Linked DNA regions of Homo sapiens: region 1 is linked to region 2. Evidence: chromatin loops called from intact Hi-C (ENCODE). Cell type or tissue: K562. All regions are shown on one strand. Links, peaks and the distances in the headings refer to the core of each region. The heading gives the core; the rest is flanking DNA.

Evidence for each region. Hi-C counts contacts between places; a loop is a spot of excess contacts. Peaks named below come from ENCODE experiments on the same cell type or tissue, not always from the same donor. Only the 100,000 strongest peaks of a DNase experiment are listed, where the experiment ranks them.
Region 1: it touches region 2 in a loop (2.3-fold over the local background); 2 of 110 quality-filtered maps call a loop at or near these places.

What each region holds. Positions count from the first base shown.
Region 1 is chr1:247,220,318-247,236,216 of GRCh38, forward strand. It overlaps the pseudogene LOC343165. Among named protein-coding and RNA genes, the nearest start is that of MIR3916, 26 kb to the left of the region's middle. In K562, for the core only: a CTCF peak has its summit at 8,049; a DNase peak (open chromatin) is centred at 7,984.
Region 2 is chr1:247,365,550-247,381,448 of GRCh38, forward strand. It overlaps ZNF496-DT (ZNF496 divergent transcript), which reads left to right. Exons shown (of 3, transcript NR_168399.1): 2 at 8,458-8,594; 3 at 9,108-11,683. Among named protein-coding and RNA genes, the nearest start is that of ZNF496-DT, 41 kb to the left of the region's middle. RefSeq lists a silencer at 8,343-8,392. In K562, for the core only: CTCF peaks have their summits at 7,356 (motif pointing right) and 8,492 (motif pointing left); DNase peaks (open chromatin) are centred at 5,857, 7,362 and 8,522; H3K4me3 peaks cover 415 bases.

The sequences.
Region 1 (15,899 bases), core at 4,959-12,958, 140 kb before region 2:
GTGGCGTGATCTCGGCTCGCTACAACCTCCACCTCCCAGCCGCCTGCCTTGGACTCCCAAAGTGCCGAGATTGCAGCCTCTGCCCGGCCGCCACCCTGTCTGGGAAGTGAGGAGCGTCTCTACCCGGCCGCCCATCGTCTGAGATATGGGGAGCTCCTCTGCCCCACCGCCCCGTCTGGGAGGTGAGGAGCGTCTCTGCCCGGCCGCCCAGTCTGAGAAGTGAGGAGCCCCTCCGACCGGCAGCCGCCCCGTCTGGGAAGTGAGGAGCGTCTCCGCCCGGCAGCCACCCCATCCGGGAGGGAGGTGGGGGGGTCAGCCCCCCGCCCGGCCAGCCGCCCCGTCCGGGAGGTGAGGGGCGCCTCTGCCCGGCCGCCCCTACTGGGAAGTGAGGAGCCCCTCTGCCCGGCCACCACCCGGTCTGGGAGGTGTACCCAACAGTTCATTGAGAACGGGCCATGATGACAATGGCGGTTTTGTGGAATAGAAAAGGGGGAAAGGTGGGGAAAAGATTGAGAAATCGGATGGTTGCCGTGTCTGTGTAGAAAGAGGTAGACATGGGAGACTTTTCATTTTGTTCTGTACTAAGAAAAATTCTTCTGCCTTGGGATCCTGTTGATCTGTGACCTTACCCCCAACCCTGTGCTCTCTGAAACATGTGCTGTGTCCACTCAGGGTTGAATGGATTAAGGGCGGTGCAAGATGTGCTTTGTTAAACAGATGCTTGAAGGCAGCAGGCTCGTTAAGAGTCATCACCACTCCCTAATCTCAAGTACCCAGGGACACAAACACTGCGGAAGGCCGCAGGGTCCTCTGCCTAGGAAAACCAGAGACCTTTGTTCACTTGTTTATCTGCTGACCTTCCTTCCACTATTGTCCTATGACCCTGCCAAATCCCCCTCTGCGAGAAACACCCAAGAATGATCAATAAAAAAAAAAAAAATTTCCAAATGTCAATCCCAATGGGACAATAATGATCCCAGGGACTGGGCCCAAATGCAGCACCTCAGGGAAATAATAATTCGAGGGATCAAAGAATCCACTCCTAGGACATAAAATGTCTCAAAGGCATTTGAGATTCAACAAGAAAAAGAGAAAACTCCCTCTGCACTCCCGCAGCGGCTCAGAGATGAGAAAATACTCCGGGCTAGATCCGGATTATCCAGCAGGGCAAGGCCTTTTGAAGATTAACTTTGTAACTAAGAGCTGGCCTGACATTACAAAAAAATTACAAAAGCTTGATGGATGGAATGAGAAACCGATTGAGGAATTGCTGAGGGAAGCTCAGAGGGTTTTTGTAAGGAGAGAGGAAGAGAAGCAGAAACAGAAAGCGAAAAGCATGGTTTCCACTGTGGAAGAGGTAGTCAGAAAACGATTAGATCAAGATCCCCCTCAGAGGAGACAAAGCTATAATAGACTTCAACACCAAGAAAGAAGGGAAATGCAGGGAAAACCTCCTAAGACTATGAGTGGATGTTGCAAGTGTGGAAAGCCAGAGCATTTTAAGAGAGAATGTCCATTGTTGGACAGCTGATCCTGAGGTTAAATTGGTCAACAACTGAAATGGATAAAGACAAGCTATCTTAATTTTTGTTGTGTTTTTGTTTGTTTTTGTTTGTTCGTTTGTTTTTTGAGACAGAGTCTCACTCTGTTACCCAGGCTGGAGTGCAGTGGCATGATCTCGGCTCACTGCAACCTTCGTCTCCCAAGTTCAAGTGATTCTTCTGCCTCAGCCTCCTGAGTAGCTGGGATTGCCAGTGTGTGCCCAGCTATATATATGCCCAGCTAATATATATATTTTGTTTTTTTGTTTGTTTGTTTGTTTTTATTTGCAGAGACGGGGTTTCACCATGTTGGCCAGGCTGGTCTTGAACTCTTGACCTCAAGGAATCCGTCCACCTCAGCCTCCCCAAGTGCTGGGATTACAGGTGTGAGCCACCTCCTAGATACCTTTAAATAGATGAAGATGAGCTACTTTTTACTGAAGAAAGATTCTTCAGTGGAGGCGAACCTAGCGGCTCACTCCTGTTGGCAGTGGGTTACCAGTTGTGTGGAATTTGAAACTAATTTATACGTTCGTGAAATTCTTAAATTGTGTGGTCAACCAGACATCCCAGGGCTTCAGACAGGTCGAAGCCATCCTCCAAAAGGTGAATGATAGCATGTGTTCACCAGAAGCACTTAATGAGACATGGTACAATTTTACATCTCCTCTTTGACTCTGTTGGACAGTTGTACATGGTGCTAAACAATACTGAATATTGTATTTTTCTTCCCCTGATTTTGCTACTACAGAAAGCTTAATTTAAAAGGTGGCTGATATCCTGTTTCTTAAGACACTGATAATAAATACACTAAAAAGGGAATATGGATGTGTTTATAGGAAAAGCTAATAGTTTGCTTGTGGGCATTCTAAATGGTGGATGACAAGCTTAACTTTAAACGTTTTTTTTTTAATATTTATGTTTTTTTTCTAGTGAGTGGGTCTCCAGGCTTCTATGACTTGTGTTACCAGGCTAAAGATAAAGATGGAATCCTCGTTAAATCAGACCATGCCAGTCTCAAAATTGAGAGACTGATCACAAGGGAGAAATTGTTAAATGAAATAAGTGGAAGACCATTGTCCCAATGCTGTCTTTCTACTTTCAGTTCCTGTGTAATAAACTACAACCTAACTTAGTATGCAAATAAACGAAAACCCAATTTAGGAGTGTATTTTTTGGTATAGATAGCTGGGTCTCAGCCAGTCACAAGCACTGAGCTTCAGCCAATTCCAGGCAGCCAGCAGATCACAGCATGTCGAAATGAGGCACACACCTTACTGTAATCAAGTGGAGGAAAGAATCTCAGAACTTGACTATCTTTCTGAAATAAGACAGGCAGACAAGAATAGAGAAAAAATGTAAAGGGACAAACAAAACCTCCAAGAAAGATGGGATTATGTAAAAGACCAAATCTGTGACTGAATGGGGTGCCCGAAAGAGATGGGGAGAACAAAACCAAGTTGGGAAACATACTTCAGGATATCATCCAGGAGAACTTTCCCGACCTAGCAGGACTGGCCACCATTCAAATTCAGGAAATCCAGAGGACCCCAGTAAGATACTCCATTCGGAGATCAACCCCAAGACACATAATTATCAGATTATTCAAAGTTGAAATGAAAGAAAAAATGTTAAGGGCAGCCAGAGAGAAAGGCCAGGTCATGTACAAAGCAAAGCCCATCAGACTAACAACAGAGCTCTCAGCAGAAGCCAGAAGAGACTGGGGGCCAATATTAAATATTTGTAAAGAAAAGAGTTTCCAACCCAGAATTTCATATCCAGCCAAACCATGCTTCATAAATAAAGGAGAAATAAGATCCTTTTCAGGCAAGCTAATGCTGAGGGACTACACCACCAGGCCTCCCTTGCAAGAGCTCCTGAAAGAAGCATTAAATGTGGAAAGGAAAAACCAGTACCAGCCACCACAAAAGCACACTGAAGTACAGAGACCAGTGAAACTATGACACAACCACACAAAAAAGTCTGCAAAATAACCAGTTAGCATCATGATGACAGGATCAATTTCACAAATAACAATATTAACCTTAAATGTAAATGTGCTAAGTGCCCCAGTTAAAAGACACAGAATGGCAAGCTGGATAAAGAATCAAGCCACATTGGTATACTGTCTTCAAGAGTCAATCTCACATGCAAAGACAAAAATAGACTCAAAATAAAGGGATGGAGGAAAATTTACGAAGCAAATTGAAAATAGAAAAAAGCAGGGCTCACAATCTTAGTTTCTGACAAAACAGGCTTTAAACCAACAAACATCGAAAAAGAAGGGCATTACGTAATGGTAAAGTTCAACAAGAACCAACTATCCTAAACATATATGCACCCAATACAGGAGCACCCAGATTCATAAAACAAGTTCTTAGAGACCTTCAAAGAGACTTAGACTCCCACATAATAACAGTGGGAGACTTTAACACCCCACTGATAATATTAGACAGATTATTGAGACAGAAAATTAACAAAGATATTCAGGACTTGAACTCAGCTCTGAACCAAGTGGCCCTGATTAATATCTACAGAACTCTTCACTCAAAACAACAGAATATACATTCTTCTCATCACCAGGCATGGCACTGACTCTAAAATTCATCACATAATCATAAGTAAAACACTCCTTGGCAAATGCAAAAGAACTGAAATCAGAACAAGCAATCTCTCAGACCACAGCACAATCAAATTAGAACTCAAGAAACGCACTCAAAACCACACAACTACATAGAAATTGAACAACCTACTCCTGAACGACTCTGGGGTAAATAATGAAATTAAGGAAGAAATTAAGAAGTTCTTTGAAACTAATAAGAACAAAGAGACAATGTACCAGAATCTCTGGGATGCAACTAAAGCAGTGTTAAGAGGGAAATTTATAGCACTAAATGCCCATATCAAAAAGCTAGAAAGATCTCAAATCAACAACCTAACATCAAAACTAAAAGAACTAGATCTCATTAAACTAAAGAGCTTCTGCACAGCAAAAAAAGAAACTATCTTCAGAGTGAACAGAAAACCTACAGAATGGGAGAAAAAGTTTGCAATCAACCCATCAGACAAAGCTCTAATATCCAGAATCCACAAGGAACTTAAATTTACAAGAAAAAAAGAAACAATTCTATCAAAAAGTGGGCAAAGGACATGAACAGACACTTCTCAAAACAAGACATTTATGTACCCAACAAACATATGAAAAAAAGCTCAACATCATTGATCATTAGAGAAATGCAATTTGACCATTTGACCCAGCAATCCCATTACTGGGTATATACCCAACTTTATATAAAGGTGTCCACTATCTATGCTTCTGTAACTTCATTTTTAATTCAACATTGTATTTTTGGATGTCTTTCATGTTTTAGTTTCTTATTTAATTCTATATATTGTTTATGAATTAGCCCTCTAAATCGAAGACACTAAAACCTACCTCAGAGAGAATTCTTGAAAGGTAATGGATAAAAAGTGCTTATAGCAATGCCTTATTGTAGATGTTCAGTAGTACAGTAAGTTCTTACTTAAATCATCAGTAGGTTCTCAGAAACTGGGACTTTAAGCAAAAATGTGTATCATTAAACCAATTTTACTGAAAGCTAATTGATATTGAAAGGAGTTAAGTTCCTATAGCATATTTCTGGTAACAAAAACATCACCAAGTTTCTAAATAAAGATCCAAAACACTTATTATATTAAACATTGAAATAAATGAGAGCTATAGATACATTTAAGAAAGGTTAATAGAGCTACTTGTAAGGCTGAGGCAGGAAGATCTCTTGAGCCCAGGAGTTTGAGTTTACAGTGAGCTATGAACACACCACTATGAACATGTAAGATAATTACTTACCCAATTCTTAGTGAGTCAGTAAGTGATGGTGGTCATAGTGGTGATGGGTTAAATGAATGAATAAATGTTAGCAAATCAAATATTGCAAAGAGCACCTCCTACCACCTCAGGGTTCAAAATAGAAAATATGTCAGCAGAGCGCTTCTGTACTCCATTACTGCATTGTGCATTGTTGTGCATTTGCATGGTTATTACGTACTTTACAAATACTGATTTTTGTTTTTTGTTTTTTTTTTTGTTTTTTGGGGGCTCTGAGCCCTTACCTTGCTCTGTCGTCCAGACTGGAGTGCAGTGGTGCAATCTCGGCTCACTGCCACCTCTGCCTCCCGGGTTCACGCCGTTCTCCTGCCTCAGCCTCCCTAGTAGCTGGGACTACAGGCGCCTGCCACCATGCCTGGCTAATTTTTTGTATTTTTTAGTAGAGACGGGGTTTCACCGTGTTAGCCAGGATGGTCTTGATCTCCTGACCTTGTGATCCACCTGCCTCGGCCTCCCAAAGTGCTGGGATTACAGGTGTGAGCCACCGCGCCCGGCCAGATATTGATTTTATAATATGTTTTATAAATTCATTCATTCATTTCCCACATTACTAATTCTAGTTCAGGGTCACAAGTAGCCAGAGGCCATCCCAGCAGCTCAGGGTGCAAGGTAGGAACTAATCCTGGACAAGACTCCATTTCATTGTAAGGCACATTCACACCCTCACCCACACTCATTCTTTTTCTTCTTGAGATGGAGTCTCGATCTGTCACCCAACCTGGAGTGCAATGGCATGATCTTGGCTCACTGCAACCTCCACCTCCCGGGTTCAAGCAATTCTCCTGCCTTTGCCTCCCCAGTAGCTGGGACTACAGGAACACATCTCCAGGCCCAGCTAATTTTTATATTTTTAGTAGAGACGGGGTTTCACCATGTTGGCCAGGCTGGTCTCAAACTCATGACCTTAGGTGATCTGCCCACCTCGGCCTCCCAAAGTGCTGGGATTACAGGCATGAGCCACCATGCCTGGCCCACACTCACTCTTACTGGGACAATGTAGACATGCCAATTAACCTAATGTGCACATCTTTGGGTTGTGGGGGAAAACTGGAATACCTGGAGAAAACACACACAGAGACAAAGAGAGAAACTGTTAACTCTATACAGACAGTGGCCTTGGCCAGGAATTGATAACATTAGTGGAGGACCTGCATACATATGTAATAATACGTACAATATTATATAATTATGAGTGATTATAGTATTATAACAATTACCTAATGTAAATGACAAGTTGATGGGTACAGCAAGCCAACATGGCACATGTATACCTATGTGACAAGCCTGCATGTTGTGCCCATGTACCCTAGAACTTAAAGTATAATAATAAGAAAATTGCTTATTTCTATGTCAGTGTAGATTATTTTGTCAACTGCATTATTTATTACAATTTTTCAAAGTATAGTAAAATCTGACTTACATGCACCTTTAAAAAAAGACTTGTTTGGGATATTTGAAGTTTTTGGATGGCTAAGATTTATTTTTTACATATCAATTTATTTCTAAATGCATGCTTTTAAACTTAAACTGAAAGAATAGATTTTATCTGAAAATTGTAATAATTTTCAAATTCTCTTTCAAACTTGTTTATGAACATGTATGGCATAGCTTAAATAAGACTGTGCAAACTCTTTTGTGTTCTACTTTTTAAATATTACTTTTTTTGTTCACTTTCCCATATTTGCAAGCCTCACATAGTTGCCATTTTAAATATGTTTTTGTGATTCACCAATTTTTCTACCAGTCAGAGAGCAGCACGAGAGAGCAAATGAAACCATCTGGCTCTGAGCCCTTACCAGGTGTACTTGTAAGGTTCCAAATACTCACATGGGGTATTAGTCCATTTTCACACTGCTATAAAGAATTACCCAAGACTGGGTAATTTATAAAATAAAAAGGTTTAATTGACTCACAGTTACGCATGGCTGGGGAGGCCTCAGAAAACTTACAGTCATGGTGGAAGGGGAAGCAGGCATGTCTTACATGGCAGCAGGAGAGAGAAAGGAGTGAAGGAGGGACTTCCAACACTTATAAAACCATTAGATCTTGTGAGAACTCACTCACCATCACAGGAGCAGCATGGGGGAAACCATCCCCATGATTCAATAATCCCTTTGCCCAATTGTAATCCCTCCCTTGACATGTGGGGATTACAATTTCAGATGAGATTTGGGTGGGGACACAGAGCCCAACCATATCACACGCGGTGCATGATTGTTCTTGGTGTTAGCTTACAAGATCCAAGTATTTCTCACAGGGTAATGTGAAAATTGCACCAGCAGCTGCATTGGAAAAAAAAAAATCAGTGGACACCAAGAACAATCATGCACCCCATGTGATATGGTTTGGCTCTGTTCAAAGAAATCAGAGATAACACAAACAAATGGAAAAACATTCTGAGGCAGGAGACTAGGGTCTGGAGGCAGGGAACCTAAGGCTGATTCATGCTGACTGAATATCACAGGCTATTCCCCTTTCAATTCCTCCTTTCTCTTTGTGGCAGTTGCTGCGTGGCAGTTGGAAAATGAAAGTACCTCTGATTGGTCCCTTTCCACAACCAATCAGACTGGTCATGGCCCACTACTTTATTTGCATAGAGTGAACCAATGGGAAACCTCTAGAGGGCGTTTAAACCCCAAAATATTCTGTAACTAACGCTCTTGAGCTGCTTGCTTGAGCCTCCCCTGACTCTGTGGAGTGTACTTTCATTTAAAATAAATCTCTGCTTTTGCTGCCTTGTTTTGTTTGCATGTTTTGTCCAATTCTTTGTTCAAAATGCCAAGAATCTGGACAACTACCCTCAACAGTAACAATTCCCTGCTCATGGATAGGAAGAATCAGTATCACTAAAACGGCCATATTGTCAAAAGCAATTTACAGGTTCAATGCTATTCTTATTAAACTAACAATGACATTCCCCACAGAACTAGAAAAAAAGCTATTTTAAAATTCATACAGAACCAGAAATGAACTGGAATAGCTAAGGCAATCTTAAGCAAAAAGAACAAAGCTATAGTGATCAAACTACTCAACTTTAAACTATAGAGGAGGGCTACATTAATCAAAACAGCATGGTACTGGTACAGAAACAGACACACATACCAGTGGAACTGAATAGACGCCCAGAAATAAGGCCACACACCTACAACCATCTGATCTTCAACAAAGCTGACAAAAACAAGCAGTAGGGAAAGAATTCCCTATTGAATAAACTGTGCTTGAATAACTGATAGCCACATGCAGAAGACTGAAACTGGACCTCTTTTTTTACAAGATATACAAAAATTAACTCAAGATTGATTAAAAACTTAAATGTAAAACCCAAAACTATAAAATCCCTGGAAGACAACCTAGGCAATACTATTCTGGACATAAAAATGAGCAAAATTTTTATGATGAAAATGCCAAAAGCAATCACAACGAAAGCAAAAATTGACAAATGGGATCTAATTAAACTTATGAGCTTCTGCCTAGCAAAAGAAACTATCAACAGAGTGAACAGACAATCTACAGAATGGGAGAGAATACTTGTGAACTATGCATCTGACAAAAGTCTAATATTCATCATCTGTAAGGAACTCAAATTTACGACAACAAGAAAACCCCTCAAAAACCTCATTTAAAAGTGGGCAAATCCTGGGTGTAGTGGCTTATGCCTGTAATCCCAGAACTTTGGGAGGCCAAGGCAGGAGGATCACTTGAAAACCAAGAAAGACCCTGCATAGCCAAAGCAAGAAGAAGCAAAAAGAACAGATCTGGAAGCATCACATTACCCAACTTCAAACTATACTGTAAGGCCATAGTCACCAAAACAACATGGTACTGGTATAAAAATAGGCACATAGACAAATGGAACAGTATAGAGAACCCAGAAGTAAAGCCAAATACTTACAGCCAACTGATCTTCAAAAAACTGAACAAAAACATAAAGTGAGGAAAGGACACCCTATTCAACAAATGGTGTTGGGATAACTGGCAAGCCACATGTAGAAGAATGAAACTGGATCCTCACCTCTCCCCTTATACAAAAATCAATCCACGATGGATCAAAGACTTAAATCAAAGACCTGACACCATAAAGCTTCTACAAGATGACATCAGAAAAAACCCTTCTGTCATTGAACTCACCTGCAGCTCTCAGGGTTTCTGTGTCTTTCTTTGTAGCCAGAGACAGGCCTACATACCAGCAATCATGTTGAAGGGAACTGCAGTTGATATTGATATTGGCACCACCTACTCTTGTGTGGGTGTTTTCCAGCACGGGAAAGTAGAGATAATTGCCAATGATCAGGGAAACCGAACCACTCCAAGCTATGTTGCCTTTACAGACACTGAACGATTGATAGGTGATGCCACAAAGAATCAAGTTGCAATGAACCCCACCAACATGGTTTTTTGATGCCAAACATCTAATTGGATGCAGATTTGATGATGCTGTTGTCCAGCCTGATATGAAGTATTGGCCCTTCATGGTGGTGAATGATGCTGGCAGGCCCAAGGTCCAAGTGGAATACAAGGGAGAGACCAAAAGCTTCTACCCAGAGGAGGTACCCTCTATGGTTCTGACAAAGATGAAGGAAATTGCAGAAGCATACCTTGGGAATATGGTTACCAATGCTGTGGTCACAGTGCCAGCTTACTTTAATGACCCTCAGCATCAGGCTACCAAATATGCTAGAACTATTGCTGGTCTCAATGTACTTAGAAGTATCAGTGAGCCAACTGTAGCTGCTACTGCTTACAGCTTAGACAAAAAGGTTGGAGCTGAAAGAAATGTGCTGACCTTTGACCTGAGAGGTGGGACTTTTGATGTGTCAATCCTCACTATTGAGGATGGAATCTTTGAGGTCAGATCTACAGCTGGAGACACCCACTTGGGTGGAGAAGACTTTGACAACCGAATGTCAACCATTTTATTGCTGAGTTCAAGAGCAAGCATAAGAAGGACATCAGTGAGAATAAGAGAGCTGTAAGATGCCTCCATACTGCTTATGAACATGCTAAGTGTACTCTCTCTTCCAGCATCCAGGCCAGTATTGGGATCGATTCTCTCTATGAAGGAATAAACTTCTATATGTCCATTGCCTGTGCCCGATTTGAAGAATTGAATGCTGACCTGTTCCATAGCACCCTAGACCCCATAGAGAAAGCCCTTCAAGATGCCAAACTGGACAAGTCAAAGATTCATGATATTGTCCTGTTTGGTGGTTCTACTCATATCCCCAAGATTCAGAAGCTTCTCCAAGACTTCATCAATGGAAAAGAACCGAATAAGAGCATCAATCCTGATGAAGCTCTTGCTTATGGTGCAGCTGTTCAGGCAGCCATCCTATCTGGAGACAAGTCTGAAAATGTTCAAGAGTTGCTCCTCTTAGATGTCTCTCCTCTTTCCCTTGGTATTGAAACTGCTGGTGGAGTCACCACTGTCTTCATCAAGCGTAATACTACCATTCCTACCAAGCAGACACAGACCTTCACTACCTATTCTGGCAACCAGCCTGGTGTGCTTATTCACAGGTTTATGAAGGTGAGCGTGCCACGACCAAGGATAACAACCTGCGTGGCAAGTGTGAACTCACAGGCATACCTCCTGCACCCCGTGGTGTTCCTCAGATTGAAGTCACTTTTGACATTGATGCCAATGGCATCCTCAATGTCTCTTCTGTGGACAAGAGTACAGGAAAAGAGAACAAGATTACTATCACTAATGACAAGGGCCATTTGAGCAAGGAAGACATTGAATGTATGGTCCAGGAAGCTGAGAAGTACAAAGCTGAAGATGAGAAGCAGAGGGATGAAGTGTCATCTAAGAATTCACTTGAGTCGTATGCATTCAACAAGAAAGCAACTGTCTAAGATGAGAAACTTCAAGGCAAGATTAATGATGAAGACAAACAGAAGATTCTGGACAAGTGTAATAAAACTATCAGCTGGCTCGATAAAAATCAGACTGTTGAGAAGGAAGAATTTGAACATCAGCAGGAAGAGCTGGAGAAAGTCTGCAACTCCATCATTACCAAGTATACCAGACTGCAGGAGGCGTGCCAGGAAGAATGCCTGGGGGATTCCCTGATGGTGGAGCTCCTCCCTCTGATGGTGCTTCCTCAGGGCCCACCATTGAAGAGGTTGATTAAGCCAACCCAACTATAGATGTAGCATTGTTCCACACATTTTGAAACACTGAAGGACCTAAATTTGTAGCAAATTCTGTGGCAGTTTAAAAAAGTTCAGCTAATATAGTAAGTAACTGGGTAGTCTCAATACTTGAATATGGAACATATGCACAGGGGAAGGAAATAACATTGCACTTTATAAATACTGTATTTTAACTGGAAAATATAGTGTCTTAAATAAAAACTGTCTTAAATTGGCACCATAAAAAAACGTAAAATCCTTCTAGACATTGACTTAGGCAAAGACTTCATGACCGAGAACCCAAAAGCAAATGCAACAAAAACAAAGATAAATAGGCGGGACTTAATTAAACTAAAAAGCTTCGGCACAGCAAAAGAATCAGCAGAGTTAACAGACAACTTACAGAGTGGGAGAAAATTTTCACAATCTCTACATGTGACAAAAGACTAATATCCAGAATCTACAAAGAAATCAGCAAGAACAATACAAATAATCCCATCAAAAAGTGGGCTAAGGAGATGAATTCTCAAAAAAAGATATACAAATGGCCAAAAAGCACATGGAAGAATGCTCAGCATCACTAATTATTAGGGAAATAGAGATCAAAACCGCAATGCAATACCACCCCACTCCTGCAAGAATGGCCATAATAAAAAAATCAAAAAATAATATATGTTGGCAAGGATGTGGTGAAATGGGAACACTTTTACACTGCTGGTGGGAATGTAAACTAGTACAACCAGGATGGAAAACAACGTGGAGATTCCTTAAAAAACTAAAAGTAGATCTATCATTTGATCCAGCAATCCGACTACTGGGTATCTACCCAGAGGAAAAGAAGTCATTATACGAAAAAGATACTTGCGCATGCATGTTTATAGCAGCACAATTTGCAATTGCAGAAAAAAATGTCCCATCAACCAACGCATGGATAAAGAAAATGTGGTACATATATACCATGGAATACTACCTCAGACATAACAAGGAATGAAATAATGGCATTTGCAGCAATCTGAATGGAATTGGAGACTATTATTCTAAGTAAAATAACTCGGGAATGGACAACCAAACATCGTATGTTCTCACTCATAAGTGGGAGCTAAGCTATGAGAACACAAAGGAATAAGAATGATACAATGGACTTTGGGAACTTCAGGGAAAGGGTGGGAGGGGGATGAGGGATAAATGACTACACATTGGGTACAGTGTACACTACTTGTGTGATGGGTGCACCAAAATCTCAGAAATCACCACTGAAGAATTTATTCATGTAACCAAACACCACCTGTTCCCCAAAAACGTATTAAATAAAAAATAAATCTTAAAAAACATGGTACATATACACAATGGAGTATTATTAAGCAAAAAAAAAAAAAAAAATCAGATCTAGTCCTTTGCAACAACATGAATACATGAATGGAACTGGAGATCATTGTGTTTAATGAAATAAGCCAGGCACAGAGAGATAAATGTCACATGTTCTCACTTATTTGTGAGATCTAAAAATCAAAACAATTGAATCCATGGAGATAGAGAGTAGAAGGATGGTTTCCGGAGACTGGAAGGGTCACTGAGGGATGTGTGTTGGGGGGAGGTGAGGATTGTTAATGGATACAAAAAATAATTAGAAGCAATGAACGAGACCTACTATTTGATGCCATAACAGGGTGGCTATAGTCAATAATAATTTAATTGTACATTTTAAAATAATTTAAAGGGTGTAATTGGATTGTTTGTGATTCAAAGGATAAATGCTTGAGGGGATAGATGCCCCATTCTCTATGCTGTGATTATTTCACATTGCATGCCTGTATCAAACCCCATCTCATGTACCTCATAAATATGTATACCTACTATGTACCCACAAAAATTAAAACAAAAAGAAAGAAAAAGAAAAAGAAAAGTAAATGAAATAGATTACAAGGCAAAAGTAACAACAATAGCATGGTTGAGTTTAAAAGAGACACATAGTCCAGTGGAACAGAGTATAGAACAGAGAAATAAATCCATGTATTTACAGCCAACTGGTTTTCCACAAAGGCTCCAAGAACATACACTGGGTGTTGGACATTATTTTCAATGAATGGTGCTGGGAAAACTGGATATCTACATGCAAAAGTATGAAACTGGACCCCTATTTCTCACCATATACAAAAATAAACTGAAGATGAATTATGAACTTATACATAAGACCTGAAACTATAAAACTATTAGATAAAAACACACAGAAAACACTTCAGAACATTAGGCAAATATTTTATGGCTAAGACATCAAAAACACACACAATGAAAATGAAAACAAAAACAAAAGCAGACAAATGGGAAAATATTATTAAATAAAAAAACTTCTACATGGCAAAGGAAACAATCAATGGAGCAAAGAAACAACTTGTTGAATGGAAGAAAATATTTGCAAACTATTCATCTGATAAAGAACTAACATCCAAAATATACTCAAATAGTAAAAAGCAATCACATTAAAAAGTGTGCAAAGGACATACATAGACATTTCTCAAAAGAAGAAATGCAAATGGCTAACAGGTTTTTTTTTTTTAATGCTCAACATTACCAGTCACAAGGGAAATATAAGTCAAAACCAGAATGAGATATCATCTTACCCCAGTTAGAATGACTGTTATTAAAAGGAAAACACAAGAGACGTTGGCAAGAATGTGGAGAAAAGAAAACTTATATACTGTTGGTGGCAATGTAAGTCAGTACAGCCACTATGGAAAACAGTATGGAGATGTCACCAAAAAAACCCAAAAACAAACAAACAAACAAACAAAACTAACTAAAAATAGGACTACCATACCATCTAGCAATCCCACTACTGGGTATTTATCAAAAGAAAAGGAAATCCATATATCAAAGGGATGCCTACATTTGCATGTTTATAGCAACAGTATTTACAATAGCAAAGATATGAGATCAACCAAATTGTCCATCAGTGAATGAAAATGTAGGGTATGTGCACAATAAAGTACTATTATGCCTTTAAAAAAACTGAAATTTTGTTATTTGCAGCAACACAGATGTAAATGGATGTCATTATGTTAAGTGATGTATGCCAGGCACAGAAGGACAAATATTGAATAGTTTCACTTACATATGGGAGCAAAAAAAGTTGATCTCACGGAGATAGAGAGAAGAATGATAGCTACCAGAGACTGAGAAGTGTGCGTAGATGGTTGTTGATGGAAGAAGAGAGGTTGTTAATGGGTACAAACATACAGTTAGATATAAGAAATGTTTTAATATTTGATAGCAGAGTAACTGACTATATATAACAATGTATTGTATATTTCAAAATAGCTTTGAGAGAGAACTGAAAGGTTTCCAACACATACAAATAATAAACAGGCTGGACACTCTAGCTCATTCCTGTAATCCCAGCACTTTGGGAGGTCAAGGGAGTAGGATATTTGAGGCCAGGATTTTGAGACTAGCCTGAGCAAGAGTGATATCCCATCTCTACAAGAATAATAATAATAATTAGCCAGGTGTGGTGGTATGTGCCTGCAGTCCCAGTTACTTAGGAGGCTGAGGTGGGAAAATTTCTTCAGCCCAGGAGGTCGAGACTGCAGTGAGCCATGATTACTCCACTGCACTCCAGCCTGGGTGACAGAGTGAAACCCTATCTCCAAAAATTTTTTTGTAAAATTACAAATAAAAATTTGAGTTGATGAATACCCTATACATCAACTTGATCATGACACATTATATGCATATAACAAAATATTATACATATGCCATAAATATGTACACATATTATGTATCAACATAAAAAATATAAAAAATAAACTGGCATCACAGCTATGAAAATAAATTGAATTGTTAAATGGCAGTTGATACAGACTTCAGGTAAAATGATAACTAAGCTACATGGCTGAATAAAATGTTTAGAATGCAACTGAGAAAGCAGAGAGATCTAAAATATATGAAAGAGATTAGGAGATACAAATAATAAAATGAGCAGGTCTAATTTAAATCATGTTGAAAATTCAGAAGTAGAAAAGAGGGAAAACAAAGATACAATATTTGAAATAAAGACTTTGAATTTTATAGAAATGATAAAGTGAGATCAGGAGGGATGGCTCATACCTATAATCCAACACTTTGAGAGGCCAAGGCAGGAGGATTGCAGGAGGATTCCTTGAGCCCAAGGAGTTTGAGACCAGCCTCGGCAACACAGCGAGACCCTGTCTCTACAAAAAAAATTTTTTAAATTAGCCAGGTGTGGTGGCGTGTGCCTGTAATCCCAGCTATTCAAAGGCTGAGGTGGGAGGATCATTTGAGCCCAGGAGGTCGAGGGAACAGTGAGCCATGATTGT
Region 2 (15,899 bases), core at 4,008-12,007:
GTCTAGGCTGATGTGGTCTCAGATGGAGATGAGGAACTTGTTGGGAACTGGCTGTTGCCCAGACTGGAGTGCAGTGGTGCCATCTCGGCTCACTGCAACCTCCGCCTCCTAAGTTCAAGCAATTCTCCTGCCTCTGCCTCCCGAGTACCTGGGATTACAGGTGTGCGCCACCATTCCCCGCTAATTTTTCTATTTTTAGTAGAGACTGTGTTTTGCCATGTTAGCCAGGCTGTTTTCAAACTCCTGACCTCAGGTGATCCACCCACGTTGGCCTCCCAAAGTGCAGGGATTACAGGCGTGAGCCACCGAGTCTGGCTGACTCTTGTTATGTTTTAGCAAAGAGAATGAAGGCACTTTGCCCCTGCCCTAGAGATTTGTGGAACTTTGAACTTGAGAGAGATGGTTTAGGGTATCTGATGGAAAAAATTTCTAAGCAGCAAAGCATTCCAGAGGTGACTTGGGTGCTGCTAAAAGCCTTCAGTTTTAAAAGGGAAACAGAGCATGAAAGTTTGGAAAATTCGTGGCCTGACAATGTAAGAGAAAAGAAAAACCCATTTTCTGGGGAGAAATTCAAGCTGGCTACAGAAATTTGCAAGTAAGTAGCAAGGAGCCTAATGTTAATCCCCAAGACCATGGGGAAAATGTCTCCAGGCCATGTCAGAGACCTTTATGGCAGCCCCTCCCATCACAGGCCTGGAGGCCCAGAGGAAAAAGTGGTTTTGTGGGCTAGGCCCAGTGTCTCCAGGCTGTGTGCAGCCTGGGGACTTGGTGCCCTGTGTCCCAGCTGAAAGAGACCAATGTACAGCTCAGGCTGTGGCTTCAGAGGGTAGAAGAGGGTGGAAGCCCCAAGCTTTGGCAGCTTCCATGTGGTGTTGAGCCTGTGGGTGCACAGAAGTCAAGAATTGAGGTTTGAGAACCTCTGCCTAGATTTCAAAGGGCATATGGAAATGCCTGGATGCCCAGGCAGAAGTTTGCTGCAGGGGTGGGGCCCCGATGGAGAACCTATGCTAGGGCAATGCAGAAGGGAAATGTGGGGTGGGAGCCCCCACACAGAGTCCCTACTGGGGCACCACCTAGTGAAGCTGTGAGAAAAGGGCTACCATCCTCCAGACCTCAGAATGCTAGATCCACCAACACCTTCCACCATGCACCTGGAAAAGCTGCAGACACTCAACACCATCCTATGAAAGCAGCCGGGAGGGAGGCTGTATCCTGCAAAGCCACAGAGGCAGAGCTGCCCAAGACCATGGGAACCCACCACTTGCAGTAGTGTGACCTGGATGTGAGACCTGGAGTCAAAGGAGATCATTTTGGGAGCTTTAAAATTTGACTGCCTTGCTGGATTTCAGACTTGAATGGGCCCTGTAACCCCTTTGTTTTGGCCAATTTCCCCCATTTGGAACGGCTGTATTCACCCAATACCAGTACCCCCATTGTATCTAGGAAGTAACCAGTTGACTTTTGATTTTACAGGCTCATAGGTGGAAGGGACTTTCCTTTTCTCAGATGAGGCTTTGGACTATGGACTTTTGGGTTAATGCTGAAATGAGTTAAGACTTTGGGGGACTGTTGGGAAGGCATGATTGGTTTTGAAATGTGAGGACATGAGATTTGGAGCCACCAGGGGTGGAATGATATGGTTTTGCCATGCCTCTACCCAAATCTTAACTTGAATTGTACCTCTCAGATTTCCCACATGTTGTGGGAGGGACCCAAGGGGAAGTAATTGAATCACGGGGGCTGGTCTTTTCAATGCTATTCTCGTGATAGTGAATAAGTCTCACAAGATCTGATGGATTTATCAGGGGTTTCTACTTTTGCTTCTTCCTCATTTTCTCTTGCTGCTGCCATGTAAGAAGTGGCTTTTGCCCTTTGCCATGATTCTGAGGCTTCCCCAGCCCATGTGGAACTGTAAGTCCAATTAAACCTCTTTTTCTTCCCAGTCTTGGGTATGTCTTTGTAAGCAGAGTGAAAATGGACTAATACAACTGACCAACACACATGACCCAAAAGTCCCAAAAGTCATGCCACTCCCCCAACCACTCCCCGGGTTGGTAGAGACCAAGCAAGAGTGCTCCCCACTTGGTCACAAGTCAGGCTCTTGAGAGCCTGACATAAAAGATATTAAGCAAGATGAGAGGGAATCTTTATGACAGCAAGACAGAGACACAGGAAAAAAAAGAATGTTTCTGAAAGGAAAAAGATCAGACAACATGAAATAGTCATACCAAAAATAAACCAGCGTTTGTGTGTCTAAAATTAGCCTGTATAAATGCTTTTCTTGGCTGGGTGCAGTGGCTCACCCTGTAATTCCAGTACTTTGGGAGGCCAAGGCAGGAGGATTCCTTGAGTCCAGATGTCAGATATATTTGAACAAGAGGGACTCCATCTTGAAGATGGGCTGGGTAAAAAAAAGCTGAGAACTGCTGGGCTCCCAGGAGCTTAGGCATTCTTAGTCACAGGATGAGTTAGGAGGTCAGCACAAGATACAGGTCACAACAACCCCACTGATAAAGCAGGATGTGGTAAAGAAGCCGGCCAAAACCCACCAGAACCAGGATGCTGATGAAAGTGACCTCTGGTAATCCTCACTGCTCATTATGTGATACTTATTATAAGGCATTAGCGTGTTAAAAGACACTCCCACCAGCACCACCACAGTTTACAAATACCATGGCAACATCCAGAAGTTACCCTATATGGTCTGAAAGTGGGGAGGAACCCTCAGTTCCTGGAAATCCAGTCCTCTTTCCCGGAAAACTCATGAATAATTCACCCCTTGTTTAGCATACAATCAAGAAATAACTGTAGGTATACTCGGTTGAGCAGCTCACACCACGGCTGTACCTATGCAGTAGCCATTCTTTTGTTTCTTTTACTTCCCTAATAAACTTGCTTTTACTTTACTCTATGGACTCGCCCTGTATTCTTTCTTGTGGGAGGTCCAGTAACCCTCTCTTGGGGTCTAGATTGGGACCCCTTTCCAGTAACACAGGAGTTTGAGGCCAGCCTCAACAACTGAGACTCCATCTCTACAAAAAAATCAAAAAGTTAGCAGGGAATGGTGGAGTGCACCTATGGTCCCAGCTACACAGGAAGCTGAGGCAGGAGGATCCCTCGAGTCCAGGAGGTTAAGTCTGCAGTGAGCCATGACTGTCCCGCTGCACTCCAGCCTGGGCAACAGAGCTGATTCTAAATAAATAAATAAATTCTTTCTTTCCATTTATCTTAAATTTGGAAAAGGAAAAGGAAACAGTTTTACTGTCTGCTTGATTGGATTGCACAGACAGATGCTGTTTGAAATGTTTCTTCCTTGGTGCGGTAAAGAAATAGCACTTGAACATGAATTTAATTTATTTAGTAAGGCCATTTTTACTTCTTGCAGAAAGGGTACACTCATCAGCAGTTTTGCCATGAGAGTGCATTGAACAAAGGAGACAGGGTCATTTATAACCTGACGCGTCCTCCCTACTGCTGTGTCTGGTTTCCACTGGCTGGAGCGGGACCTCACATTCTGTATTTGTCTCGATTGGCTAGCAACTTAGAACTTTTTAAAAGAGGCAAAGGTAGAGGGGAACAAAGGAAAGAGGAAGTAACTGGTGGAATGCTGAGAAAGGTAAAAACACCTTCAAATAAGGAAGAGGAACAGGCTGTGACCTAATGCTTACTTGGACCAGTATAAGCATGCCAGGGCAGATATTTAGGCTAAATTGTGGGAGCTAAGAACATAAAGAACATTGATTTCTTTATTACGGCTAGCAGATATTTAAGAATGTTAGCACAGGTCTTTGAATAAATTTTGCTTCTAATAGAAGTTACTATTTATTCCTAATTAGATGGGGAGGAAAGTCTTTGAAGAGGAACCTCTACTTTACTTTTTACAGATGCCAAGAATCTAACTACTCCCAAATTCTTCCCCTTCTGCTGGCCTGTCAGGCCCCAGGTTCCTTGGACTCCTGGCTTCAGAAGAGCTAAACAGTTTTGGTGATCCTGCTCACAGCGCCAAATCTGTAGGGGCCAAGAGAAAGCTGCTTCACTCTCTGAAGTTTTGCTGCAAAATCAACTGACAATAGGCAGATTAACAGGGAGATAAGCATACAAAATTTTATTTTAACTCACATAGCATGGGTAATTGTAGGAGAATGATTACTGTGCCACTGGCTTTTTTTTTTTTTTTTTAAGACGGAGTCTCCCTTTGTCGCCAGGCTAGAGTGCAGTGGCGCGATCTCCACTCACTGCAACCTCCGACTCCCTGGTTCAAGTGATTCTCCTGCCTCAGCCTTCTGAGTAGCTGGGACTGCAGGCATGCGCCATTACGCCCAGCTAATTTTTGTATTTTTAGTAGAGACGGGGTTTCACCATGTTGGCCAGGATGGTCTCCATCTCCTGATCTCGTGATCCTTCTGCCTGGACCTCCCAAAGTGCTGGGATTACAGGTGTGAGCCACCGTACCTGGCCCAGTATCTCTTTTGTTACTTGGTTATTTCACTTGGCATAGTGTCCTCAAGATTTATCCCTATTGTCCATATAACAAAATTTTGAATTTTTTTTTTTTGAGACAGAGTCTGGCTCTGTCGCCCAGGCTGGAGTGCAGTGGTGCGATCTCGGCTCACTGCAAGCTCCGCCTCCCGGGTTCACGACATTCTCCTGCCTCAACCTCTGAGTACCTGGGACTACAGGCGCCCGCCACCACGCCCGGCTAATTTTTTGTATTTTTAGTAGAGACGGGGTTTCACCGTGTTAGCCAGGATGGTCTCGATCTCCTGACCTTGTGATCCACCCGCCTTGGGCTCCCAAAGTGCTGGGATTATAGGTGTGAGCCACCGCGCCTGGCCAATTTCGTCTTTTAAAAGCTGAATGAGTATTCAGTTATTTGTGTTTTTCAAATTGTCCTTATCCGTTTTTTCATCGAGGGAGTTTGGTTGCCCCCACTGTATTTTAATGCAAAACAAAAGGAAAATTTCCCAGGTTGAGAGGAGCAGTAAAGCCTGAAGTATCACTCTCTGCCCAGACCTCAGTGGTGGGCTTGCTTTGAGCATTCTTAGGCAGCCCCACTTCCCTTAGGCACTTCCCTTCCCTTTGTTGATTAAAGAAGAAACTGAGGCAAAATTAATATAAGTGGAGTTTATTTGGGCCAAGTTTGAGGACTGTAAGCCGGGAGAGATAGATTCAAGTTGCTCTGAATATATCCTCCAATTAGCAGCAGTTGCAAGTGAGTTTTTAAAGGATGAAAGAGGCAGTTCCTCAGCTGTTTATAAAAAATTTACATTAAAATAACATAAGCTATTGGTTAGCTATACATTTTTCTTTGTATCACAAACGCTAGCAACATGGAGATAATAGGTGATGCAGCTAGTCAGGAACAAAATGCCTTTAAACAACTGCCCCCGCCTTGCCCCCGCCCCCCCATACTGCTGTCTCTCTGAGCCTGATAAATTTTGTATGCCTCCCGGGGAATTGTTTGAACCCGGGAGGCAGGGGCTGCAGAGAGCCTCGATTACATCACTGCGCTCCAGCCTAGGTCACAGAGCAAGACTCTGTCTCAAAATAAATAAATAAATAAATGTTGTATGCCTTACATAACTCAGAATGTTCTCAGCTACTCTCTCTTCTCACCTCCAGGAATGGGAAAGTGAAGATGCACTCCCAGTGGAGGAGGGTTTATTATGGCTCCAAGCACAGTGTCTGCTCTTACTACTCATTAGCAGTCGTGTAGCCTATTCTAAAATTAAAGTGTCTCGAGTGGGACAAATCCTGAAAAGAATGTTTTTTACAAGTAATGTGCTGCTACTGGGGATTCTGGGGTGATCCATCCTGGGACAGTCATCCTCTGCACCCTGTCTGGCCTGGGGCCAAGGAGTGATCTTGAGCAGTCACTGCAGTGGCTAACCCTGGAATCTAAGGCCTGCCCAGAATGCACATCCAGAAGCCCTAGAATGCGGGGGAAAAAGCCGTATTTGCACATCCAGAAGCCCTAGAATGCGGGGGGAAAAGCCGTATTTGCACATCCAGAAGCCCTAGAATGTGGGCGACAAAACCGTATTTGTGCTTCTGTTACTGGAAAGGGGTCCCAATCCAGACCCTAAGAGAGGGTTTTTGGATCTCGCACAAGAAAGAATTAGGGTGACTCTGTAAAGTGAAAGCAAGTTTATCAAGAAAGTAAAGGAATAAAGATTGGCTTCTCCACAGACAGAGCAGCCCCAAGGGCTGCTGCCTGCCCATTTTGATGATTATTTCTTGATGATATGCTAAACGAGGGGTGGATTATTCATGTCTCCCCTTTTTGGACCATACCGGGTGACTTCCTGAGGTTGCCATGGCGTTTGTAAACTGTCATGGCGCTGGCGGGAGTGTAGCAAGGAGGACAACCAGAGGTCACTCTCGTGGCCATCTTGGTTTTGGTAGGATTTGTCCGGCTTTTTTACTGCAACCTGTTTTATTAGCAAGGTCTTTATGACCTGTATCGTGTGCCTACCCCCTATCTCATCCTGTGACTTAGAAAGCCTTAACTGTCTGGGAGTGCAGCCTTCCAGGTCTCAGCCTCAATTTACCCAGCCCATGTTCAAGATGGAATTGCTCTGGTTCCAATGCCTGTCACAATTCTGCGGTATTCCAGCCGTGCAGGTGCTGCGGAGACGTGGCGTCCATTCCCGGGACTAGTGGGAACACGCACATGCACATTTAGTAAAGGGTGACCGTGGAGAGGCACAGGCCCTGTTTTTTTTTTGTTTGTTTTTTGAGACACGGTCTCGCTTAGTTGCCCAGGCTGGGGTGCAGTGGCGCGATCTTGGCTCACTGTAACCCCCACCTCCTGGGTTCAAGCGATTCGCATGTTCCTGGCCTCGTGTGATCCACCCGCCTTGGCCTCCCAAAGTACTGAGATCGCAGGCCTGAGCCTGTGATCCGGTCGCTCCTGTCGTTTTGTTTGTTTGTTTGTTGTTGTTTGTTCGTTTTTGTCGCCCAGAGCTGGAGTACAATGGCACAATCTCAGCTGACTGCAACCTCCGCCTCCCGGCTTCAAGCAGTGCTCCTGCCTCAGCCTCCCGAGTAGCTGGGATTACAGGCGCGCGCCACCACACCCGGCTAATTTTTGTATTTTTAGTAGAGACGGGGTTTTACCATGTTGGCCAGGCTGGTCTCAAACTCCTAACCTCGTGATCCGCCCGCCTCGGCCTCCCAAAGTGCTGGGATTACAGGCGTGAGCCGCTGCGCTCAGCCCACTATGGTCGTTCTTAAAACAAATTGCAAGGTCATGCGTTTTCCTCCCAGAAGAGTGATAGACCCATCCCTGGCACTGCCAAATTTAGCTGGAGCTGAATTGTTCCGCAAGTTGTACTTGGCTGTGACCACCAGAGGGCGCCGAGGACAGTACGGACGCCGTCAGCGTCTCGGTCACATCCTTCCGTGTCCAGCTAGAAAATGAATGGGAAACCCGGGCACTGAGGCTCACGCCTGTAATCCAGCACTGCAGGGGGCGAGGCGGGCGGGTCACTCGAATTTAGGAGTTTGAGACCAGCCTGGGCAACATGGTGAAGCCCCATCTCTACTGACAGTACAAAAAAAATATGCCGGGCGCGGTGGCTCACGCCTGTAATCCCAGCCTAGGCGGGCGAATCACCTGAGGTCAGGAGTTCGAGACCAGCCTGGCCAAAATGGTGAAACCCTGTCTCTACTAAAAATACAAAAATTAGGCCGGGCGTGGTGGCTCACGCCTATAATCCCAGTACTTTGGGAGGCCGAGGTGGGCGGATCACGAGGTCAGGAGTTCAAGACCAGCCTGACCCACATGGTGAAACCCCATCTCTACTAAAAATACAAAAAAAATTAGCCGGGTGTGGTGGCATGTGCCTGTAATCGCAGCTACTCAGGAGGCTGAGGCAGGAGAATCGCTTGAACCCAGGAGGCGGAGGTTGCAGTGAGCTGAGATAGTGCCATTGCACTCCAGCCTGGGCGACATAGCGAGACTCCATCTCAAAAAAAAAAAAAAAAAAAAAAAAAAAAAATATATATATATATATATTTAGCCGGGCGTGGTGGCGCGCGCCTGTAATCCCAGCTACTCCCGAAGCTGAGGCAGGAGAATCGCTTGAGCCCGGGGGCGAAGGTTGCAGTGAGCCGAGATCGCGCCACTGCACTCCAGCCTGGGCAACCGGGTGAGACTCCGTCTCAAAGAAAAAAAAAAAAAAGAAAAAATGAAACGAATCGGGGCGTGTTACATCTCGAAGCCTGGCTTCTTTAACAGCTTCCCCAGCGCCCCAGTCTATGTTACTGGGAGTGTGAAAGCGACCAGCCCTGCAGAGGCTTCCCCGCGCCCCGCGCCCCGCGCCCCTCGCCAACCCCCGGTGCGAGCCCAGGGCACCGAGCCCCGCAGCCGCTCAGGCCCACCCGGTGCCTGCAGCCAGCGCACACTGGGTGCTGGGACCAGCACTGAGCGCCTTTTCTGTTTTTTCTTACAAGGTTGGGTTTCAGCCGAGCAAGTCTGAGGCCCCTTTCCCGCGCCCTCTGGTGGAAAGTGTTCGCTTTTCTGTCCACCCATGTGAAGGATTCACCCCGACCCTCCTCAGGTGGCCTTTACTTTGCAGGAGCAAAGCAAGGTACGGGACATTGTTCCCTCTTTTCTGTTTCTGCCTTTTCTTTCTCCTCTGCCCCCTCCCCGCCTCCGTATTCCTCCCTCTTCCTCATTATTTCTTCTTCCTTCTTCCTATTGAATTTGGGATTGAAAAGTTTGAAGCTCCTAAAGGAGGCCAGCCAGCTGGTTGGCCTCCGTCTTGCTGACTTTGGGCAGTATCATGGCTTTGTTTAGAGTTGGTTGTGAGAAGGAAATAAACCATAACACTTCGGTACATGTGTGTTATTTGTTGATACACAGGCGCACACACACAAATGTGAATGGGCGCTTATATATCATTATTTCCCTCTCGATATATCTTTATCTATATTTAGATATTTTGGAGGCATACCTTTTATCCAGGATGGCTCTGTTCGCAGAGGGTTGAACTGTGGACGAGGCATCTCGGTTTTTTGCTTTTGCAGTTTACATTGTGTGTGGTGGGGTACATGTCTGTATTATCTGCACAAAAATTAAAACAATTTTTAAAAAATTTCAGTTGGATGAGGAGATACATGTATGTGGCACACAGCTTTCTTCACTTAGCAACACGTCAGATGCAGCGTAGATGTGCGGATGAAACCACCATTGCAAAATTATCACTGAGACAGTCAGAGAAACCTGACATGGCTGACTCCATGTTGCTTTTAGCCTCACAGGCTGGCTCTCTTAGCTCATTCCTAAGCATGGGCCTGAAACTGCCATTGCAAAATCGTAACTGAGACAGCAAAAGAGACTTGACCTAACCAACTCCATCTTGCTTCTAACCTCCAAGCTGTCCTTGTTCATTCCTGGGTGTAGGCTGAACTAACTTTGGGAGGAACTTAATTTATAGTTTAAAACAAAGACGATAAGACGATAACAGCCCTTTCTCAAAACAAACATCCTTCCTGACTGGGGACTAGACTGCCTTTGTAGGATTAACAAATTAGCCACAAGATCAGAAATTATAGTTTAGGAGTCATGCAGCTGGAGGCTCTAAGATTGTGACCCTCCCTAAACCGCTCAGTGCTTGAGATGTTTTACAGACCCTGCACTTAATGGATCAGCTGGCACCACCCAGATGGATAAACTGGCTCATGTGATCTTGTGGCCCCCACCCAGGAACTGACTCAGTGCAAGAAGACAACTTCAATTCCCTATGATTTAATGTCCTACCGAATCAATCAGCACTCCTGACACACTGGCTTCCCCTCACCCACCAAATTGTCCTTAAAACCTCTGATCTCCAAATGCTTGAGGAGACTGATTTGAGTAATAATAAAACAAGGCTCCTGCACAGCCGGCTCTGCGCGAATTACTCTTTCTCTACTGCAGTTCTCCTGTCATGATAAATCGGCTCCATCTAGGCAGCCAGCAAGGTGAACCCACTGGGTGGTTACAGGCCACGCTAAGTTCGGGAGAAATTTAGTTTATGGTTTAAATGATAACAGCCCTTCCCCAAAACTAAACTGCCCTGGTAAAACTAATGAAAGGCCGCCAAGTTAGGAGGATGACAGGGGCCTGAATTCTACTGAGCCGTAAGCGTAATTACCGGCCATTATTCCAGAGGACACAAGATTTGCAACTTGCCTAATTACTCCTGCAAAGAACATCGCTACTGTAGCACCTGAGAATGGCCTTTTGAGATGTGTTTTCAGGCTTTTGCACTTCTGACAACTGATGGCTGCACTTGGACTCGCCAGCCGGTCCCGCGTCCCCACCAGAAGCAGAGTAAGCACAAGAGGACAGCTCCGACTCCCTAGGATTTCAGCTCTGACCAGTCGCACGCCTGGCTCACTGGCTTCCCCACACCCACCAAGTTGTTCTTAAAAACTCTGCTGCCCGAATGCTCAGGGAGAGTGATTTGAGTAATAATGAAACTGTTGTCTCCTGCACAGTCGGCTCTGCGTGAATTACTCTTTCTCTATTGCAATTCCGCTCTCTTGAGAAATCGGCTCTGTCCAGGCAGCAGCAAGGTGAAGCCACTGGGCGGTTACACTGATATGATTCCCCCTTTGCAGTTTTTACTCTCTTGGTGCTGCAAACAGTTCCTCACTGAGGACCCTTGTACACGTATCACTGTGAGCATGAATCCGAATTTCTTTAGGAGACATACATACTAGTGGGTATGTGCATGTTATGTAATTTCTCTTAGCACTGTTTCCTCACTCATCAAATAAGGATCAAGTAGTTCTCACCACACAGGGTTATTTTAGAAATAATTTAGTATACATAATATACAATGCAATAACAAGTACTGATGTCTACTTCTTTTAGGTTATATGATAATACCTTATACATAGTACATGTGTGATTATATATATTGCAATGTAGAGTACGATCTATAATTTACAGAACTGTTGTTTATATATAACAAATGCTGTCCTTGCGATAGTTTGCTCAGAATGATGGTTTATGTATACATATGTAACAAACCTGCACGTTGTGCACACGTACCCTAGAACTTAAAGTATAATTTTAAAAAATGCTATAATTCATGTGGTGATTATTATCTACCAGTTACATCATCGATAGAATGAGGACGTTGTTAACGGTACACGCCAGACAGGATGGCTGTGAGGATCTGTGATAATAAGAATTAGATATTTGGTCTTTGTCCCTGTTTCCTGATGGAGGCTTCTAAACCCCTTGGAATTCCCTGACTGATAGGGGCAAGAGGAAATCTTTTGTTATTCCTAACGAGCCCCTTTCATCCATGCCTGTGTTTATGCTAATGAGGTGACTCCTGGAGGATGAGGGCTGGTTGCCAGGGGAATCAACTTTGCCTTGCAACTTTCAGCTCCAGTCCGTGACTTCCAGGGAAAGAACAGGGGCTGGAGATTGAGTTTAATCGCCAATGACCAGTGATTTGATCATTCATGCTTAAATAATGGAACCATAAGAAACCTAAAGAAAAGGTTTGGAGAGCTGCTGGGTTCAGGAGCACATTCGTGTGCTGGGAGGGTGTTGTGCCTGGTGAAGGTGTGGAAGCGCTGACTCTGCCTCGCATACCTTGTCCTGTCTGTGTCTTTCATCTGGCTGTTGCTGAGTTGTGCTGTTTATAATAATAAACTGGTAACAGGAAGTAAAGCACTTTCCTGAGTTTTGTGAGCCCATTCTCTTGATTTACCAAACCTGAGATAGAGGGATTGTGTGTGGGAACCCTTGAATTTATAGCTGGTCAGTCAAAAGTGCTGGTTAACAAACCTGGAACTTCCATGAAGTGGGGGCAGTTTTGTGGGACCAAGCCCATAACCTGTGGGATTTCACTCTAGCTCCAGGTAGACATGTCAGAATTGAATTGTAGGATACCTAGTTGGTGCCTGCTGTGTAGAAGAAAAAAACCCACAGGTTTGGTGTCAGATGTGTTGTGAGTAAAACTGTTACAGGAAAGCGGTCTCTGTCCAGACCCCAAGTGAGGGTTATTGGATCTCGCGCAAGAAATAATTCAGGGTGAGTCCATAGAGTAAAGTGAAAGCAAGTTTTTTAGGAAAGTAAAGGAACAAAAGAATGGCTACTCCATAGACAGAGCAGCCCTGAGGGCTGTGGGTTGCCCATTTTTACGGTTATTTCTTGATTATATGCTAAACAAGGGGTGGATTATTCATGCCTCCCCTTTTTAGACCATATAGGGTAACTTCCTGACATTGCCATGGCATTTGTAAACTGTCATGGTGCCGGCGGGAGTGTAGCAGTGAGGACGACCAGAGGTCACTCTCATAGCCATCTTGGGTTTAGTGGGATTTGGCCGGCTCCTTTACTGCAAACTGTTTTATCAGCAAGGTCTTTATGACCTGTATCTTGTGCCGACCTCCTATCTCATCCTGTGACTTAGAATGCCTTAACCATCTAGGAATGCAGCCAAGTAGGCCTCAGCCTCATTTTACCCAGCCCATTCGAGATGGAGTAGTTCTGGTTCGCATGCCTCTGACAAAGCCAGTTCAGAGAATTAAGTAGGGTGATGTTTACAAAGTGCCTTGCATACCTCTTGGACATAATTTTTCATAAGGATTGAATTAACATTATCAAGAAAAATGAATCAAGTTCATTTTAACTAGTGCATATAAATCTGATAGGCATTGATTGTGCACCTATTTGCAAAGCATGGTGCTGATCCCTGGAAGAGACGGGACAAGGAGGCAACTGTATGTAGGGTGCCCTGTGAGTGTGCATATAAGAGGCGTGGATTAGGACAGACACATATTGAGGGAAGAGCATGTGAGGACACAGCAAGAGGGTGGCCATCTACCAGTAAAGGGGAGAGGCCTCAGAAGAAACCAAACTTCCAGTAACGTGATTATTTTAACAGGGACAACAGATGGCTCTGGGTGGTTCCAGGCACCATGACTGACAGATTTGGAGGTGGAGGGGTGTTTCCAGGAGAACAGAGGAGGCTGTCTATCATCCTGAGGCTCTTGGACAGGAGCTGAGAAGTACAAAAGCACCCTCTGTCAGGGAAGGGATGTCGGCAGCTTGGCTCTTGTTATGGCAGTGGTAAGGGAGCTGATGGGAGAACACCTTCGCATAAAGCAAACAGAACACTTGCAATGTGAATGGAGAACCTTACTGATATGAATAATTTCAACATTTGGAGGTATAACATAGACACCCGAAACCTGGAGAGTAAAGAGCACGCTAGCATCACGTGCGGCCAACCTGGCCACGAGCTGCTCTCCCCGCCCTCCCCGCACACGTGTCCCTTCAGGGAGGGAGAGGAAGGTCATGACCTGGCTGCGCTGCTCGCCCCACACACGTGTCCCTTCACGGAGGGAGGAGGAAGGTCGTGCGATGCAGGTGTTGCTCCTTGCGTCATTCCCTGAGCTCCCTTTGTGTGTCAAGCAATCTGGGCACTGGGTACGCAGAGATGAATATACTGGGGCCCATGGACCCGAGGCCATGGACTAGTTGGGGGCCAGACATAAACAAATACAATGTGGGACATAACCCCATCCAAGAGCGCACAAAAACACAATGGCCGCCGAGGAGCAAGCCCTTCTTGTCCTGCCTCCAAAAGCCAACTCTGGTTTCTTTTTTTTCTTTTTTCTTTTCTTTTTTTTTTTTTTTGAGACAGCGTCTCACCCTGTCCCTCAGACTGGAGTGCAGTGGCACGATCTTGGCTCACTGCAACCTCCCGGGTTCAAACACTTGTCCCGCCTCAGCCCCTGAGTAGCTGGGATTACAGGCACGCGCCACCACACCCAGCTAATTTTTGTATTTTTAGTAGAGACAGGGTTTTCTCATTTTGGCCAGGCTGGTTTCGAACTCCTGACCTCAGGTGATCCGCCTGCCTTGGCCTCCATAGTGCTGGGGTTACAGGCGTGAGCCACCGCACCCCGCCGCCAACTCTAGTTTCTAAAATATTTTAATATCTGCAGGGATTACTTTTTCATCTTTACACTTCCTTTTCAGAGTTTTCTGGCTTTTCTCACATTATTCTGTGTAGTTCTCCCTTTTCTCCCCCAACTATGTTAACTATTTAGATTAACTGGGGGAGAAATATCAGATTTCTGGGACTGAGCTGATATGGTTTGGATCTGTGTCCCTACCAAATCTCCTGTTGAATTGTAATCCCCGATATTGGAGGTGGGGCCTGGTGAGAGATGATTGGATCATGGGGGAGGAGTTCTGATAAATGGTTTGACACCATCCCCTCGGTACTGTCTTCGAGATCCTGAGTTTTCATGAGGTCTGGTCATTTAAAAGTGTGTGGCACCTCCCCCTCACACTTTCTTGCTCCTGCTTTGGCCATATGGTGTGTGTGCTCCCCCTTTGACTTCTGTCATGATTGTAAATTTCCTGAGGCTTCCCCAGAAGCTAAGCAGATGCCAGCAGTATGCCTCCTGTACAGCCTGCAGGACCGTGAGCCAATTATACGTCTTTTCTTTATCAATTAGCCAGTCTCAGGTATTTCTTTAGAGCAAGGCAAGAACAGTCTAATACATGAGACTTCTTAGCCTAGGGCATGGTTTATCTCAGCCTTTGTTCAAGCTTTCTTTGGTGACTCTCAGTACTTAAAACATTTCTTCATATAGATCTTGCACATTTCTTGTTAAGTAAATGTCTAGGTGGCATTTCATATTTTTGTTCGATTTCATAAAAGTAGTTTTCCTCCTTTCAACCTTTAACTTTTTTTAATTTTAAAATTTTATTTTTATTTTTTGACAAATTTTAATTATATAACCATATATAATTATGGGGTACACAGTGATGTTACTATATGTATACAGTGTGTAATTATTGAATCAAGCTAATTACTGTATTCATCACCTTAAATACTTATCATTTATCCTTCTTGTCTAACTGCAACTTTTTTTGAGTTAGAGGGCGGGGTCTTGCTTTGTTGCCATGCCTAGAGTGCAATGGTGGATGCAATCATCTCTAGTGAACTGAAGCCCCAAACCCTGGGCTCAAGCAATCTTCCCACCTCAGTCTCTCAAGTAGCTAGGACTACAGGCACATGACACCACACCAGGTCCATTTTTGAAATTTTTTGTAGAGAGAAGTTCTCAGTTGTTGCCCAGGCTCAAGTGATCCTCCTGCCTCAGTCCCCACCAGTGCTGGGATTACAGGTGTGAGCCACTGCACCTGGCCCAGCCACAATTTTTAATTCTCCTAATTTATTTATTTATTTATTTTTTATTTCTTTGAGATGGAGTTTTCCTCTTGTTGTCCAGGCTGGAGTGCAATAGCATGATCTTGGCTCACTGCAACCTCCGTCTCTCGGGTTCAAGCGATTCTCCTGCGTCAGCCTCCTGAGTAGCTGGGATTACAGACGTGCGTCACCACACCTGGCTAATTTTTGTATTTTTAGGAGAGACGGGGTTTCACTATATTGGCTAGGGTAGTCTCAAACTCCTGACCTCGTGATCCTCCTGCCTCAGTCTCCCAAAGTGCTGGAATTACAGGTGTGAGCCACCATGCCCGGCCCTGGAGAGAAGATTTAACACTTGTAAAATTTTCATTTGCCAGTTTCTTAATTGGATTACTGGCTTCAGGGTGGAGCCCTTGGAGGAACAGGGCCAGGAAAGCATGCATATCTAGGGCCAAGTAAGCAGCAAATAAGCAGCTGAAGGCAAAGACAGATCCCCAGAATTAAGGGTGCCATTTTAAACTGGGTTCTCCATCCCCAAAAGGAGGGAACTACTACAGGAGAAGACAGTGCAGTGCTGCTACCCTGCGTTTCATTGCAAGGCAAACCAAAGCCAATCAGCCCATTTTGTAATTGGACCATTCCCCATAAGAGTCTTATCTCTCAGTGGGGCTGGGGGTGTTTCCACATCCTCCAGGTGGCCAAGAGCATGCTTCTCTA